2 separate regions of the Homo sapiens genome follow, and region 1 is linked to region 2. Evidence: read pairs that join two places in POLR2A ChIA-PET (ENCODE). Cell type or tissue: MCF 10A. All regions are shown on one strand. Links, peaks and the distances in the headings refer to the core of each region. The heading gives the core; the rest is flanking DNA.

What was found. ChIA-PET counts read pairs that join two places held together with the same protein. Peaks named below come from ENCODE experiments on the same cell type or tissue, not always from the same donor. Only the 100,000 strongest peaks of a DNase experiment are listed, where the experiment ranks them.
Region 1: POLR2A ChIA-PET joins it to region 2 with 5 read pairs; 2 of 35 experiments call an interaction of 5 or more read pairs at or near these places.

The regions. Positions count from the first base shown.
Region 1 is chr9:108,856,712-108,865,049 of GRCh38, forward strand. It overlaps ACTL7A (actin like 7A), which reads left to right and starts at 5,555. Exons shown (of 1, transcript NM_006687.4): 1 at 5,555-7,045. The coding sequence starts at 5,612. The coding sequence ends at 6,919. In MCF 10A, for the core only: no CTCF peak of the experiment used is centred there; DNase peaks (open chromatin) are centred at 3,260 and 3,870.
Region 2 is chr9:108,644,718-108,653,055 of GRCh38, forward strand. No RefSeq gene overlaps it. Among named protein-coding and RNA genes, the nearest start is that of ACTL7B, 210 kb to the right of the region's middle. In MCF 10A, for the core only: no CTCF peak of the experiment used is centred there; no DNase peak of the experiment used is centred there.

The sequences.
Region 1 (8,338 bases), core at 144-8,143, 210 kb after region 2:
TATTTGTCAAGTAGTTAAGAGGAGGGGAAGACATCCCAGGCAGAGAGCACAGCTTGAGCAAAGGCTCAAATGGAGGCACGGTGAAGAACTTCCCACAGTCAAAGTGTTTGGAAAAACAGATGAAGCTAGAGAAGTCACAGAGCCAAATAGAAAGGGCATCAAATGGCAGGAGTAGGTTTAGACTAAACTGAGGAGAGCCAGGGAAGCTATGAAGACTTTAAGCAGGGGAATGATCAGATTTGCCCTCTAGAAAAATGTTAGAAAGGGCCGGGCGTGGTGGCTCATGCCTGTAATCCCACCAGCACTTTGGGAGGCTGAGGCAGGTGGATCATGAGGTCAGGAGTTCAAGACCAGCCTGGCCAAGATGGTGAAACCCCATCTCTACTAAAAATACAAAAATTAGCTGGGCATGGTGGCGGGTGCCTGTAATCCCAGCTACTTGGGGGGCTGAGGCAGAGAATTGCTTCAACCTGGGAGGCAAAGGTTGCAGTGAGCTGAGATCGCACCACTGCACTCCAGCCTGGGAGACAGAGTGAGACTCCATCTCAAAAAAAAAGAAAAGAAAAATAAAAATGTTAGAAAGATCTGCATTGGGCTGTAATGTAGAGAATGGATGGGAGGGGCAAGACTAGAAACTGAGACCCGAAACGAGGCCATTGGAGAACTTCTGATAAGACTTGAAGGTGGCCTGACCTAGGGCTGTGAGAGTGTGGAAACAAGGAAGAGCCTAGTTCTAGAGAAACTTAGAAAGTAGAATAGAATCCAATCTGTTTTTTCCCCAACCATCCCTCACTTTAATCCAAGCTCTTACTCTGACATTTCAGGGCTTCCCTCATGGGCTCCTGTGATGTGGGATGTGAGGCAGAGGGAAGGATGAATCGCTTACTTGTACCCGGGCAAAGAAAGATGGCCTGTCATCCAGAAAGGACAAATTCACGAGAGTGCCAGAGGGACCTGCAACTTAAGCTGCCCCCTCCCACTCCAAAAATCAAAAAGGCAGTTTAGGGCTTTGGTGGTGAAGAGTCAACAGAAAAAGGGGAAGAGCGGCAACTGGGCCTGAGGAAGTTTTCTGGGAGAATTAAGATGAGCAGAGGTGCCTGAGGAATTGATTAGGCAACATGCATGGGGGAAAAAGAGTTAAGAAATACTGCCATGGAGCATGTAAGAATGCTAATGAGGAATGTGTGGGGATTTTTGTTTGCCAAATTTTTGTTTGTTTGTTTGTTTCTGAGACAGAGTTTCGCTCTTTCGCCCAGTCTGGAGTGCAGTGGCGCGATCTCAGCTCACTGCAACCTCCGCCTTCCAGTTTCAAGCGATTCTCCTGCCTCAGCCTCCCCAGTAGCTGGGATTACAGGCACCTGCTACCACGCCTGGCTAATTTTTGTATTTTTGGTAGAGACGGGGTTTCACCATGTTGGCCAGGCTGACATTGAACTCCTGATCTCGTGATCCGCCCGCCTTGGCCTCCCAAAGTGCTGGGATTACAGGTGTGAGCCACCATGCCCAGCCCGCTGAATTGTTTCTTGGAACATGGCAGCATTCAACTATATTATTTGGGTAACAACTTTCTAAGGGTTATAATTATGAACATCATGACCCAGAAATGCCCTGTGGTGGGATCATGAAATCACAGAAGCTGAGGATTGGACCCTTCAGTTCCTTCTAGAACATTCCATCCAGTAGTCTGACATGGACAGCTCACCCTATTTTGGCCAGCCATGAGTGATAAACGTTTCGTCACACTGGATTGGCATGTGTACCTCTCTGAAGCCATTAAATGGTCTTGGGTCTACTCTTGAAGTTCTACGGGGCAAGCAAATTCTTCCACGACAACTCTTAGGCTATTTAAAGGCAGTATTCATGGACTGCCAGAGCCTACTTTTTATCCATTCCTTACAGAAAGGCAGTACAGAGCAGATGGAAGACTGAGGAACTGGATTCCGAAGACCTGGGTTCAAACATAGACTTATTATTTATAATCTGTATGACTTTGGGTAAACTACTTGAAATGTTGTTTGAATGTGATTACCATTTTGCTATGTCCCCTCGTCAACTTGACCCCTACCCACAGCCTCCAGGTCTCTGCCTTGAGCTGCTAAGTGGATGATGGTGACACACACACATACACACACACACACACACACACACACACACACTCACATTTGGGGTCTGCTGACTTAGAGATGCCCAAAGGTCACTAGGCTGTGGGACACTGGGCTGGAGCACATGGAAAGGGAAGCATCCGGATCCACATTTGCATGCTCAGTAGCACATCTGCCCCTGAAGACAGCTCCTCTCCCTTCCACCTCGGGGAAATGGACACAGTCTTGGGACCTGGGTGTCCACACTGGGATCTGAGCTGTGAGAAAGCAGCTCAAAGTGCCTGTTTGGCAAGGATCTTCTTTGTTGGGAGCTCCTGACTCAGGGGTTCTCCAGCATATTCAAGAGTTGGAAAGGCTGTGGTGGGCTCCAGTAATTTTTAAGAAAAACTCCAGGTGATTCATGAGAAGAAATGCCATGCTGGATTTTCTTTTTTTCCCTCCCATTGCTGCTAAAATTCCAGAGGCCTGGCTCACCTCTCCTCCAAAGGTCAAGGGTGGGCAGTGTCCCAAAACTGAAGCCAGGAGCCAGGATGCACCTCAGGCAGAAGTGTGTTCTTTAATCTCACCTTTCCATGTTCTCTCCCTCCACTATAGAAGAGGATCCCAGGGTTGCATTTGAAAAGGGGTCATCCCATGGTTTTTTTGGTCTTGAGCCAGAGGGCTAAAAGTAGGTGTGATCCCATTAGAAAATGTGGCCCAATATATTTTGAGCACTATAGGGTGCCTCTCCCAAGAGGGACCTCACTAGGGACCCCAGAGGGCCCACACAGACCTTAGCTGGTGACAATTATGGGGGGTGTGTGTGCTAGGCAGTGGAGGTTTGGGGCACGGTGTCCACAGTCTCTGCATTCTTCCATCATTACCACTAACCGTGTGATGACCCATAGAGGGAGAGAAGAGGCACAGAGGGTAACAGGAAGCTTAGGGGAAACAGGGTTTTTATTAGGAGCACCCAACATGTGAAACTCAGTGGTGAAGTAAAAGGAGGGCAAGTGTTTCATTGGCTTTTGCTCAGAGAATGTGAGGGGAATCCCTATGCTCAAGGACCTTACAGACTAGATAGAGTGACTGCCTTACACTAAAGCATCACCTCTTCCACACACAAATGCAGAAAGTGTGATGACAGATGACAGATGGGCAAGCCTGGGCAGCCCACGAAGAGCAAATGAGTCAGAGCATGTCAGGCTTGGAGTGTATTAGCAAAGAGGGAGGCACTGAACAGGTGAAAGGGTCCTCCAAAGGTGTCCACATCTTAATCCCTGGGACCTGTGACTATATTAACTTTCATGCCAAAAGGGATTCTGTGGATGTGATTAAATGAAGGAATCTGAGATGGGGAGAGTATCCTGTATGGCCTGGGTGGGGCCAATGTAATCACAAGGGTCCTTATATGGGGGATACAGGAGGGTCAAGGGCAGAGAAGCAGATGTGACAATGACAGCTCTAGTCTGAGAGTCTTCCAAGATGGAGGAAGGGACTATGAGCCAAGGAACACAGGTGGCCTCTAGGAGCTGGAGGCAAGAGGAAGTATTGTCTCCTACACCTCCAGAAGGAATACAGCCCTGAAAGAACCTTAATTGTAGCCCACTAAGAAGAATTACGAACTTCTGACCTCCAAAATAGTAAGATAATAACTGTGAATTGCTTTAAGCCACTAAATCCATGGTAATTTGTTACAGCAGAAACAGGAAGCTAATACAGGCTCTTCTAGGAGTCCAGGTTAGTGAAAAGGCACCAAGCAGCTATAGATTTCGCAACATTCAAGTAGGGTTTGGGAAGAAAAAAATGGAGGGTTTTAAATTACATATGCCTTTGGTTACCATATACAGCACTTTTGAAATAAAGTCAAACAATCTGAGTTGCCCACGCAAATCCCTGAACGGCAGAGGCAATTAAACTGTTTTTCAGGCAGCCAGGCATCAAAAGTACTTTCCTATTTTTCCTTTAAAATTCCATGCTATTATCTCACCCACTAACCAATGAAGCAAGAAACTGAGATTTTGTCCTTGGGATGACACCTTGCTGCCCCCATCAGATAGTCACCACAAACCTCATGAGACTGGACTTGGTCCTTTTCTTCTCTCATACCCAACAAGGAACTGAGAGCAACTCCCGTAGCCTCTCTAAAGGAGAAAGCCCATTATTGTGGTGACTGCCTCTTTTATGAAGGGCTGGGATCAGGTTCAGGGTGTGGCATAACATAAGGTTGGATTCTGCCCTGAGTGTGGCAGGCATCCACACCAATGTGTCCAGCTTCAGAAATGGCATGCAAGATGGTGGCCAAACAGCCTAAGAGTTGCACGCTAGGTCCCATCAAGCTGTGTCCCAGCACATCCTGGGGAGGAAGCCACAGTCAGGAGAGCTTGGCTACTCCTGGTTGGATATCCTTGGGTGAGCTATGCACCTAAAAGCCTCAGTGTTGTCAGTGGGATTTTGTAGAGTCTAATTTCACTGTCTAGCCAATGACCCTGATGAAGGCACAGTAAGTGTACACATGTATATCCAAAAATAATTCCCCTTAAGGTTGTTCTAAGGGTCACCCTTAGTGCCCTTAGTCACCATAGCAGCAAAGGATTCCCACTAACATCTAAATCAGATGGTGTCAGTGCTCTGTGCCAAATCCTCTAGTGCTTTCTGACCTTACCCACGATCCTTGCATTGGCCTATGAGGCCTACCATGAGCTGCTTGCCTTCCCCCACCCCATCTCATCTACTTTTCCTTACTCCTTCTATGCCAGCCACACTTTTCTTCCTGCTCCTCCTTTAACTCGAGAGGTCGGCAAACTTTTTAAGGGTCAGTCAGTATTTACTTTCTTTCAGCTTTTTGGGCAATGCAGTCTTCAATGCTGTGACTCAGCTCTACTGTTGTACTGCAATGGCAGTCACGGACAATACGTACATGAATGAGCACGGCTGTATTCCTATCCAACAAGCCGGGGACCGGATTGGACTGCAGCCTGCTGACCCCTGATCTAACTCTTCAGTCACACATCTGCCTCCAGTCCTCTGCACCTGCTGCTCCCCTGACATACACATGGCTCTCTCCCTCACCTCCTGCAGGTCTTCATTCAAATGTCACCCTCTCAGGAAGCCCTGCCCAGGCCACACTAGCACTGCCACCCTGCTTTTGCTCTTAACGCTCATTTTGGTTATTGTCTGTCACCCCCACCCGCCACCGACTAGAATAAGGGATTTTGTCTGTTTTTTTCACCAGCGAATTCCCAGCTGCCTTGTATATAGCAGACATTCAAGAAATATTAATTAATTGAATAAATCAGTCTTGTTACGAAATTTAGGAAAAGGGGAGCCATTTCAAAAACAATATCCCAAATGTACCCTAACACAGGATAAGGGTTTGCAATATCTAGAAAGCCCAGGTCACCAGATTACATCATAATTAGTGATGTCACTGTTGGGAAAATTCTCAGGGTATCCTCTGATGTAGGCCTTTCAGGCCTTGAATCCAGTGGGATTGAGAACTTTCTAAGAGTGGTGCGGCTCTTGACAACATGTGGGCTCCACCAGCAGCAATCATGGGGGATGGGCCCACCAAGAAGGTGGGCAACCAGGCCCCCCTGCAGACACAGGCCCTCCAGACTGCCTCTTTAAGGGATGGCCCGGCGAAGCGGGCCGTGTGGGTCCGCCATACGAGTTCAGAGCCACAAGAACCTACTGAATCAAAGGCAGCCAAGGAGAGGCCCAAGCAGGAGGTGACCAAAGCAGTGGTCGTGGACCTGGGCACTGGCTACTGTAAATGTGGCTTTGCCGGCCTGCCAAGACCCACCCACAAGATCTCAACAACGGTGGGCAAGCCCTACATGGAGACCGCCAAGACTGGGGATAATCGCAAGGAGACATTCGTGGGGCAGGAACTCAACAACACAAACGTTCATCTCAAGCTGGTTAACCCTCTGCGACATGGCATCATCGTGGACTGGGATACAGTGCAGGATATCTGGGAATATCTCTTCCGACAAGAGATGAAGATCGCCCCGGAGGAGCATGCGGTCTTGGTTTCAGACCCGCCACTGAGCCCACACACCAACAGAGAGAAATATGCTGAAATGCTGTTTGAAGCCTTCAACACCCCTGCAATGCACATCGCCTACCAGTCGCGCCTGTCCATGTACTCCTATGGAAGGACCTCCGGCCTGGTGGTGGAGGTGGGCCATGGCGTGTCCTACGTGGTCCCCATCTACGAGGGTTATCCTTTGCCCAGCATCACCGGAAGGCTGGACTACGCGGGCTCTGACCTGACAGCCTACCTGCTGGGCCTGCTGAACAGTGCGGGGAACGAATTCACCCAGGACCAGATGGGCATCGTGGAGGACATCAAGAAGAAATGCTGCTTTGTGGCCCTGGATCCCATTGAGGAGAAGAAAGTCCCTCTCAGTGAGCATACGATCCGCTACGTGCTGCCGGATGGGAAGGAGATTCAGCTGTGCCAGGAACGGTTCCTCTGCTCGGAGATGTTCTTCAAGCCATCTCTCATCAAGTCCATGCAGCTGGGCCTCCACACCCAAACCGTGTCCTGCCTTAACAAGTGTGACATCGCCCTCAAACGGGACCTCATGGGGAACATCCTGCTCTGCGGGGGCAGCACGATGCTCAGTGGCTTCCCTAACCGTCTGCAGAAGGAGCTAAGCAGCATGTGTCCCAATGACACCCCGCAGGTAAACGTGCTGCCTGAAAGAGACAGTGCCGTGTGGACCGGTGGCTCCATCCTGGCCTCACTTCAGGGTTTCCAACCATTGTGGGTCCACCGCTTTGAGTACGAGGAACACGGGCCTTTCTTCCTCTACAGAAGGTGCTTCTGAACAGCGACGAGGATGGACACTGCACTGGCAGTGCCTACCCTCGACAGGGTGAGCGCACTCCTACACACAGGGGGTGGAGCCGGCGCTTATTCCTGTAGCATTAAACACCCCTCATATGCCCCTCCACAGTGTGTTTCTCTACTTCCTGACTTCATAAGAAACAACTTCACACGTGCAGCGTCTGCCTTAAAATATACATTTCCCAAAACAAAAGCAGGAGTAGGGGGAGGATGAACAAAAAAGGGCATGCATTGTATGTGGATTGCTTAAACATTCACTTGTTCTAAAATTATGCTGCCCCTTATTTTGTGCATTCCCCGCTTTAGGAACTACTTTACGGTTAAACTCTGCTTGGAAGGGGGAGTGCAATGAAGATTAGAGGGTAAATGCTGTTGGGGCATATAAGCAGTTCCCTTTCCATAAATGCCAATAGGAAGTATGCTGTAACAGTGCAAACTCCCACAAAGCATCAGTGTCCATTTCATACTTCATCAACAACCCTGAGGGACTGGAAAGAGCTGGCAAAGCTGTCTGAGCCCTGCTTTAACAGGAGTTTCTTTTAGTTCCAACAGTCATTTATGTCTCAGTACCAGTTCTTACTAAGCCATCACAGCGACTGGCTGCTGAAGCCTAGCATATTACAAGCAAGGCATTTGTATGTGCCTTAAAGGGCAACTCTTCAGAGAACAAGTGCTATACAGATTTCCCATTTTAAAAACTGAAGTAAGACTGATCTTGGGTTATCAGCAGAGAGGTTAGGGATTGAGGCCACAGTCATTCTCTAGACACTTCAAGTAGTAGCTGACCATCTCCCAGCAGACTGGATTCTCCATCAGCCTAGAACACACACGGTTGGAGTCTGGGGTGTGCTGAGGATAGAGGCTGCTGGTTCTGGGGCTGATGATATGGGTCTGTGGGAGGCTGCCCTATGTGGGTCATTCTAACCCCACTGGGGAGCCCAAAGATACACAGAGACCCTCAGTAGCCAGGGAAGCCCTTCCAGGGCCCAGCGAGCTCTCTGGTGTTCCTGCAGGGGGAGTTTGTAATATGAGCACTTTAAATTGGAGATTCTTTAGAACAGCCTCCAATACATTCTCTGTCTTGTCTTTAAAGTTCAAAATCTGAACACTAGTTGGTGCACAAAACAGAGGATAGAACATGGGCTCTGGACTCTGTGGTTTGAAACGCAATTTTGCTACCACCTAACTGTGACTTGAGTTTGTTTGCTTGCCTGCAAAACTGAGTATAAATGCCTACCTCACACAGCTGATTAAAAAACAGCGAAAAATATCTGAATACCAGTATCTAGACTCCTGGGGGTCCTCACAATAGCTAGCTAGTATCTTTAGGTTTCTACCTCTTATGCAGAAGGCCAGAAGTCTCTTACTATAGTCCTTAGCCACACAGGTACTCAAAGGC
Region 2 (8,338 bases), core at 296-8,295:
TTCACACCCAAAGACGTATTTATCTCCTCAGCTCTTAGCAGAGTTGTTCCTTTTAAATCTCCAGTCTTTGCTTGAATGCTGTCTTCTTAGAGATGCCCTCTAGTACCACCACTAGAACTATCATTATTCCCTCTCACTGTTCCCTAATTCTATTATTTTATTTTATTTTTCTTTTTATTTTATTTTCAAGACTGGGTCTCACTATGTTGTCCAGGGCTCAAACTTCTCAGCTCAAGCAATCCTCCCTTCTCAGCTTCCCAAGTAGCTGGGATGACAGAATCATCTGCTTAAAACACCAACCATACCACACCACTCTGCCCCACACCCCACCACTCTGCCCCGCACCCAGCTCCTAGTCCCTTTCTTCATTGTGGTTTTGGAATTTTATAATTGATGTATTTGTTTGTTATTTAAATCTTTAATTTGGTAGGAAGCATATTCTTAAGTCCTTGTGCTCCTTGAGAGCAAGGATTCAGGATTATTAAATTGTACCCCTCTGGGGGGCCTGGTGATCTAGTGTGTCCTCAAATTTGCTGAATAAATGAATGAAGAAGCAAAGTTGAGGCAAGACGTTCAAAGACAGGGAGTCATAGAATGACAGATATTTGTAGAAATTAAATATTACTGTTAGTTTCCATAATGACCTATGTTGAAGGAACTCTGAGTGTGTTATAAATTAATTTGAGCTCTATTCACAGGAAGAACTCATTATCTCTGACTTGTAAGCAAAGAAAGTTAAGCCAAGTGAAGTGACTTTTCCAAAAGCAATATAATGAGCTAAATAGGGATCTTGGTCTTGACTCTGAATAAATGTATTTTATACCCTGTCTCATTCCCAGAGGATTTGAGGTGGCTTTGAAAGACACAGACAGTTACACAATTTAGAATGTCCACAAAAACAAAACAAGCCAGTTGCTCAGGAGAAGCATGACTATTCCTGGTACAAGGTCTGAAAGAAACTTCTCCCCTGGGTCCTCACAAATGGTAGCAAACCACATCCTCAATCATCCTCCTGGACGTGCAGCAGCGGGGCTCGCAGGGTTGTTTGCTAGCATTCCGCAGTGTGGGCTGATGGCGCAAGGCCAAGGCTCAGATCCGTGGAGCAATTCTCCAAGGAGCCAAATCAAGACAGCCCAGGTGTGCAGTTCTCTGATGATCTGTCTTAATCCAAAAAGAACATCTGGAGATTCTGGAGGAATCATTTAACAGCACACTCTTCACGCTGGGCTCTATGAATTTTATTTCTCACACTAAAACCTCTAATAAGCATTAAGTAATGGTGAATTGAAAAGGACAAGCATCCGGAACACAGTCGATGTTGAGGGACTATGGAGAGCTCCATATGATGTATCTGTCAGATGACCTGAAAAAGGCTATATTAGCTAGTGTGCTGGTTGGGCTGCTATAACAAAGAGACCCCAAAATACAATGGCCTAGATATAACTGAAGTTTATTTCTCATGTTAATAGGTCAAGTGTAGGAGGGTCATCAAAGGCAAGTGGGCAGCTCTACTCCACAAGGTCATGTAAGGGTCCAGGTTGACAGTGTGCCTCTGCCATCCTCAACATGCAGCTTCCTCTGAATCCAAGGAAGCATCTCTGGCTGTCACCATTTTAGAGCCAATAGAATTAAATACAGAGCATGAAAGGCCAATAGCTTCCTTATAAAAATGTGATCTTAAAGTTGCACACATCAATTCTGTTTGCATCCCATTGATCAAAATTTAGTGACACGACCAGACCTAGCTGCAAGGAAGACTGAGAAATGAAATCTCTTACCTTGGTAGCCTCATACCCACCTATAATTTAAGGGTGTTATATTACTACCAGGAAGAATGATAGAGTAGATAAGGGAGACCATAAGAATCTGTCATAGGGAATTGATACCTACTTAAAGAAAATTCTACCTGGAGAAAAGGCCAACCCACCCCTAGCCAAGTGAAGTAAAGGCAGACACCTATTCCAGGTTCAAGTTTGCTACATTCACTTGTTATCGCCAGTACCAGACAATGAAGGATCAAGACCCCCAAGTTCTATGTCATATGCGTGGTTATGCTCATTTTAGGGGGGAAAAATTTTACAGCTGTTTTCAAGTGCCAACAGTGACTGTTAAAGAATAGTACCCCCATATAATACCAAATATTAAGAAATGCCAATTCCCTGTGAACACTCCAGATTGTTGCAAAATGTATGAAGGTAAATTAATCAAGTAACAGATGAATAGGATTCTTAACTCTAGGCTGTGTAAATGCTGAAGGGCTTTTACCAAAACCCAGGAAATTTACCTTGGAATAGTTGATCTTAGGCCCTTCTTTCTGGATGCCATTAGATGACAGCATCAGTTTGTCTACTGAGGCATTCTTATTTTGAAACAAAAAACATGAGGTCACCACAGTGTTACTCTGTCAAGTAGGGTAGAGAGTATACGTTCATCTTATCCAAATGGGATTTTGCATTATTATCATGCACGTTTATAAAAATGGTGCATCAGGATACCTCACTTACGCCATGGAAAATCATCTCTTCCCTCAAGGGACTGCTACTATCTCTGCTGACTTCCATGGTAATATTAAGGTTTAGATTCTATGTGAGCATTAGTCTACATGGGATATAGATTTTCTTCCCAAAGAAATTTATGTCTGTGGACTGAAAATTTATGAAAAAGTCAATAAAAGCTATGACTCTTGGTTTGCTCTAATTCTCTCTACAAGGTGGCAAAGAATCTAATGGCCAACAGTGCTTAAAGCTGGCATACTCCTCATGTAATAGATTTGGTCTAAGAAATCCATATGTGCACTTTGTCAGAAGCAAACAGATACTTATTCTAGACATCAGGTTGGCAAACATCCAAATGTATAGTTTGGGAAAAGTAGGTGAGAAAAGTAGAGAGTCCATAGTAAATATGGAGTGGACTACATACTATCAGTAGGCATGCTTTCAAGAACTAGAATGAACAGCCGACAGCAACCCTGAGTAATTTTCCTTAAATGTCAATCAGTCTCCTTCCAACCGTGGTCATCCCAAACGGGATGTCTTCATATGTATACATGTGTGTGCATATGCATGTGTATGTAGGTGTAAGGAATGATGCACCCAACAGAGCTAGGTTCTAGTCAGGCACAATTTGATAAGGGGAGACAGAAAGGAGAAATAATACCTATTGAGTATCCCTATGCGTCAGAACGATACTATGTCATTTATCTTTGTTTTGTTTTGGGGTTTGGAAAGGGGTTGTTTTTGATTTTTTGGGTTTTTTTTTTTTTAAGTTTTTCCACAAAGCAACCTTCTACTCTATTATCCTGGTTTTCATATTTACTTCTCATAAGAACCATGGGAGGCAGGGATTATGATCACTGTACTAGAAATAAGGAACCTAAATCATAGCAAAAAGGAAATGACCTGCCCAAGGTCATGCAGTTCATGGAGAAACTGAGATTGAACTCAATCTGACTGCACAACGCATGCTCTTTCAAATACACCCCACTGCTGAGCTTTGATTCTGCTTACTCCCCACTTACTGTGGGCACCACAGTTCTGACTATAAATGGTGCATGGGTCTACCTAGTTCAGGTAGTGGTACCTGAAGGGACTTTAATTCTATGAGGGCTTTGCTAGAATTTAGCTTTCACAGGAATAAAGATTGGGTCTGTTTTATTTGCGACTATAAGATAGAACCTAAAATAGAGCATGCGCTCTCCAAACGGTTTGTTTTCTAACGAATGAAGGAATGAATGAGCATGGTTACTTCTTTATAACAAGGAGGCTATGCTATTTTCAGAGAATTTTCAGTGACTCTACCTATAATTTTTTAGATCTCAGCTTGGATCTCTTTAATATACAAAGCCTTTCTGCAATGTGTTTCACAGAAATCCACAAGTGTCCTTTTTATTATTATTGTTATTCCTGATAAACTGTCCTATATTGAGCATGTACTATGTTCCTAGTATTGTTCTACGTACTTACATGCATTATCTCATTTAGTATCACAATAACCCTACAAAGGAGATACTTATTTTATTCATGAGAAAGCTCAGGTTTTGAATGATTCAGTAAGTTGACCAAATGTTTCATAGAAGTTGGCCCAAAATTGCCTAATTCCAAAAACCAGTGGTGGACCTAGTAAATTTGACATCTGAAACAGATCATTTTATGAAACGTTCCCTCTATACAATAAAATTACTTTTAATAATTACCACTGAATAATTATTTTCTTTATTCTTTAGCTTTAAAACAATTAACAATTCAAAAGAAGGATAAATTTCCATTTTAAGCATATTAGGCAAAACAGTAGAATATTTCAGATATGGACCAAAACTTGTACGTAATACACAAAAATATTACACCTCACAGTGAACACTCTGTCTCACTGTTGCAAATTTCCAGCACAAATACAACCTCCAAATGGTCGTGTAGACTAAAACAATTGATGTAGCTTAGATTTTGCTTCTTTATCCTTATAATAACTGTGCTGTCATTATTTATTTCCAACCTTCTGTTTAAACAACAGAATAGGTAGTGCTACAGGCGTTAGAGACATAAAGCACATCTGAAACAACCACGAAAGATTCCAAAACGTTATGAACTTACCCTCAAAACCAATGCATGTAGCTGAGTCCTTGTGTCCTGAACACCAACTGTATAACTAGGAGTTCTCCAAATTAACCTTCATGTAGAAAACAATGGACATAAAAGCCTAAGATATAAAACTGTGCTAATATGAAGCTTGTATATTATTAACAGTCATCGTAGTAGTTGTTTAAAACTTAGAACAAGAAAAGATTTTCTCATGGAGTGTTTTATCATTGGCATTGAGATTTTTGAGTGCATGGTGATAATAAAAAGCAGACTGACTTTTAGTCTGTTTTATTATTGCTTTTAAATCCTCTACAGACCACGCACCTCATCCTCACCGGCACCTCAGGTTGACCCCTCCATCAGCATCACCCCTGCCCTTGGTAAATCACTGCCAAGGGATGTTCTTGGTCTCCCTGTCCTGTTTGCTTTCACTATCTATGCCTTGAGCTCCTTTTTATGAGTCCTTAAACATGTGCAAATCTCAAAATGGAAGGAAAACTAATTTCTCTCCAAATTAAGCCCTATAAAGACCTTCTTGCTATTAGAAAAAAAGAATAATTGCTGGCCTCAGCCATCTTGAAGATCCACCACAAAAAAAGCTGCCTCATTGTAGCAGCTAGAGTGAAAAATTGTCTGTTCTGCTGCCTAGTTGTTTCACGCCTTCTTACCTGTGAGATACAAGCATAAACTAGAATGATCTGGAAAAGTAGCAAAATCATTATATTCACTTTTTATATAATGTAAAACAAAATCATCATTCATGTACTTTGCTAACGACTGAACAGTACCCCTGAATCCGTCTGAAAATACAGCTTAACATAAAATATTAAATGGACCACAAATTCAAGCTAAGATGGAAAAAGTAGGAATAAAAAGGGATTTAGACTGATGTAGAGTAATCAGGAGGATTTTGTGGGGAAAAAATAGTTTTGCTTTAATTATGTTTGCATATTATATGGTATCATATATCCAATATCACATATGTTAGAGAAAATTCCTAGTGTTTATATGGTCTCAAGTAATATCTCATAAATGAATGAATTTATAAAATAAATATTATTTACACGGAGTCAGAATATTTTGTCATCTGTAACTCTTTCTTCTAATATGACTCACCTAAATTGCAGCCCAATTATAATATTAGTCTTCAGGGAAATTTAATCTCTTGACAATCTTCTTTACTAATCTTCATTAATCCCCACAGTAAACTGAGATTAGTTAATAGATCATTAACTTGCCTATTTTGAAAATGGCAATATTGAAACATGGTGATGGGGAGTCATGCCCTTGAGTGCCTCAGGGTGGGTGACAAGAAAGGAGGTGAGGGCGGATCCCTAAGACTTGCTGTCACCAACTAGGAATGGAGCTCAGGGAGGAGTCAGGAATCTCAGGTGTGAAAAGCACCTCCAAGCGCATCCAATATCATGTCCCCACCAGAGCCTTCAGCCTCCATCAGCAACACCTCTGAGAACAGTGAGCTTACCACCTCTTGAGTTGGATCATCCTACTTTTGGACATCTGTAACTAATTTTCTTTAAGTCTTCTTTATGTCAAGCTAAACTCTGTTGCTTTACATCTTCTACTCATTGTCCCAAAAACAAACAGAACATGTCTAGTCTTTCTTCCACCTGAGCTATCTACAAAAATATGAAGGCAGTTGACTGACCCATTTCTTTCAACTCTTCCTAGGGTGCTTTAGTCTCAGATCTACTCACCACCCTAGCCACCAGCCTTGTCATAACTTGCCCATCAGGAGGGAAACTTTAGTGGTTAAAGGCACATCTCCTATAAAACTGGACATCAGACGTCCGAGAATCTCTGCTCTAGATCTTCCCAGCCAAGCCAACTTGCAAATCATTTTCTAGCAACCAAAGTGATCTTGTGTAAGGTTACACTGATTTAGACCATGTCCTGGAGAACATAAAATATAAAGTGGCTCTTCAGCCAGGGAAGAAGGAAGCTCTGGTCAGAGGCCACCACCTTATTAAAGAGAAGAGAAGAGTATTTTTCTCTAAAAATCATTTTGCATATCTATTTATTATAATACATAAATATTGTATTTATGTATTATACAAGTGATGTGTATAAAAATTAAAATGAAAAAACACCCTGAATTTCATCAGCCAAAATACTTTTTTCATTTTTCTATTTTTCCCACCAATTACTGCCCACGTGCATAAATATATTTACATTTTATAATCATAATATAAATATAATTTTGGATTCAGCATGTTAAATCTAACATTATACGTTTTATCCATCTTGTTTCATGGTCTTTACATATCATAATGGAAGCATAACGTCTCTCAGAAAAGATAGATAATAATTTACTTCATTATCTGTTATAAGGCTTTTAAAGTCATTTCCAAAATGTTCTTATCATAAACAGCAGTGCTACAAACTTCCTAATGCTTATAGCTTTGTTATTCTCAAGAATAATTTTCTTGAAACAAAGTACCACTGTCCTCATTTTACTGATTACTAATCAAAAAGGATAAGCATTGTTATGGCTCAAAAATATTCTGAAAATGAAAATTAGTTTTTAAATGGACCTGTTAGCCCTGTAAGGTCAGAATCTCTATCATTTACTGGGGTTCTACCACACATAGACTCTGTCCTGAGGGAATTAAGAGAACAGTTCAATTTAACATTCAGTGAAAACTAAGAGGAAAATGTTGCTTTACCCATGTGGGAGAGAAGAGGAAACAGGTTTACAGAAATGACATAATTTGTATGAGGTCACTAAGCTAGAAACATTGAGAGACAATATCATCAATTTAGGGTTGAGGATTTGAACTCAGGTTTTTGTTTGTTTGTTTGTTTGTTTTTCGTTTTTTTGTTTTTTTGTTTTTAAGAGACAGGGTCTCACTCTGTCACCCAGGCTGGAGTGCAGTGGCATGATGATAGCTCACTGCAGACTTGAACTCCTGGTCTCAAGTGATTCTTCCACCTCAGCCTCCCAAGAAGATAGGACTCCAGGTGTGCACCACACACCTGGCTAATTTTTTAAATTTTTGTAGAGATGACTTCTTGCTATACTGACCAGGCTGATCTCCAACTCCTAGGCTCAAGTGATCCTCCCACTTCAGCCTCCCAGAGTGCTGGGATTACAGGCATGAGCCACCACGCTAGGCCTGAACCCAAGTCTTTCTGGCTTTAAAACCCACACTGTTAACCACTGTTCTAAACTGTCTTCGTGGGTGAACTGCCACTCATCAGAAAATCCAGGAATGATAGAAATAACCATCAGTCCTGCAGCTGGAGAGGGAATAGCAGGACAAATACCTTGTACCTCACAGGAGTCAATAAAAAGTGATTCAACTGAAGAGGGTGGGAGTTCTGGCTCTTTGGACCTCTTTGGTCCCTTCCAACCTGAAGCTTCTCTAGTCCTTGCTTCTTGTATTTCCAATCTATAATTTAATAGGATTGTCTTTTTGGTAATTCTACATCCAGTAGGCAAGGTTTAAATCTGGTGTTTTGGAATTGAGATGCAGGATAGAAACGGAAAAGCCCAGGCAGAGACAGGAGATGTGCTGTCCAGGAGGAGACATCCCCCTCCTACCTGCTTTCCTTCCCCACCAAATCCACTGGCTGACACAGGGTGCATTCAGATTGCAGGGGAAGAGGAGGCCGATGGATGAGGTGGGGACAGAGGGAAACGAAATGCCTGTGTGTTTGCTTAAACCCATATTAAACTAACCAGGTATGCAATGTCTTTGCATAACCCTCTTACTAATAAACACATGAGCAACTAGATTGCATCT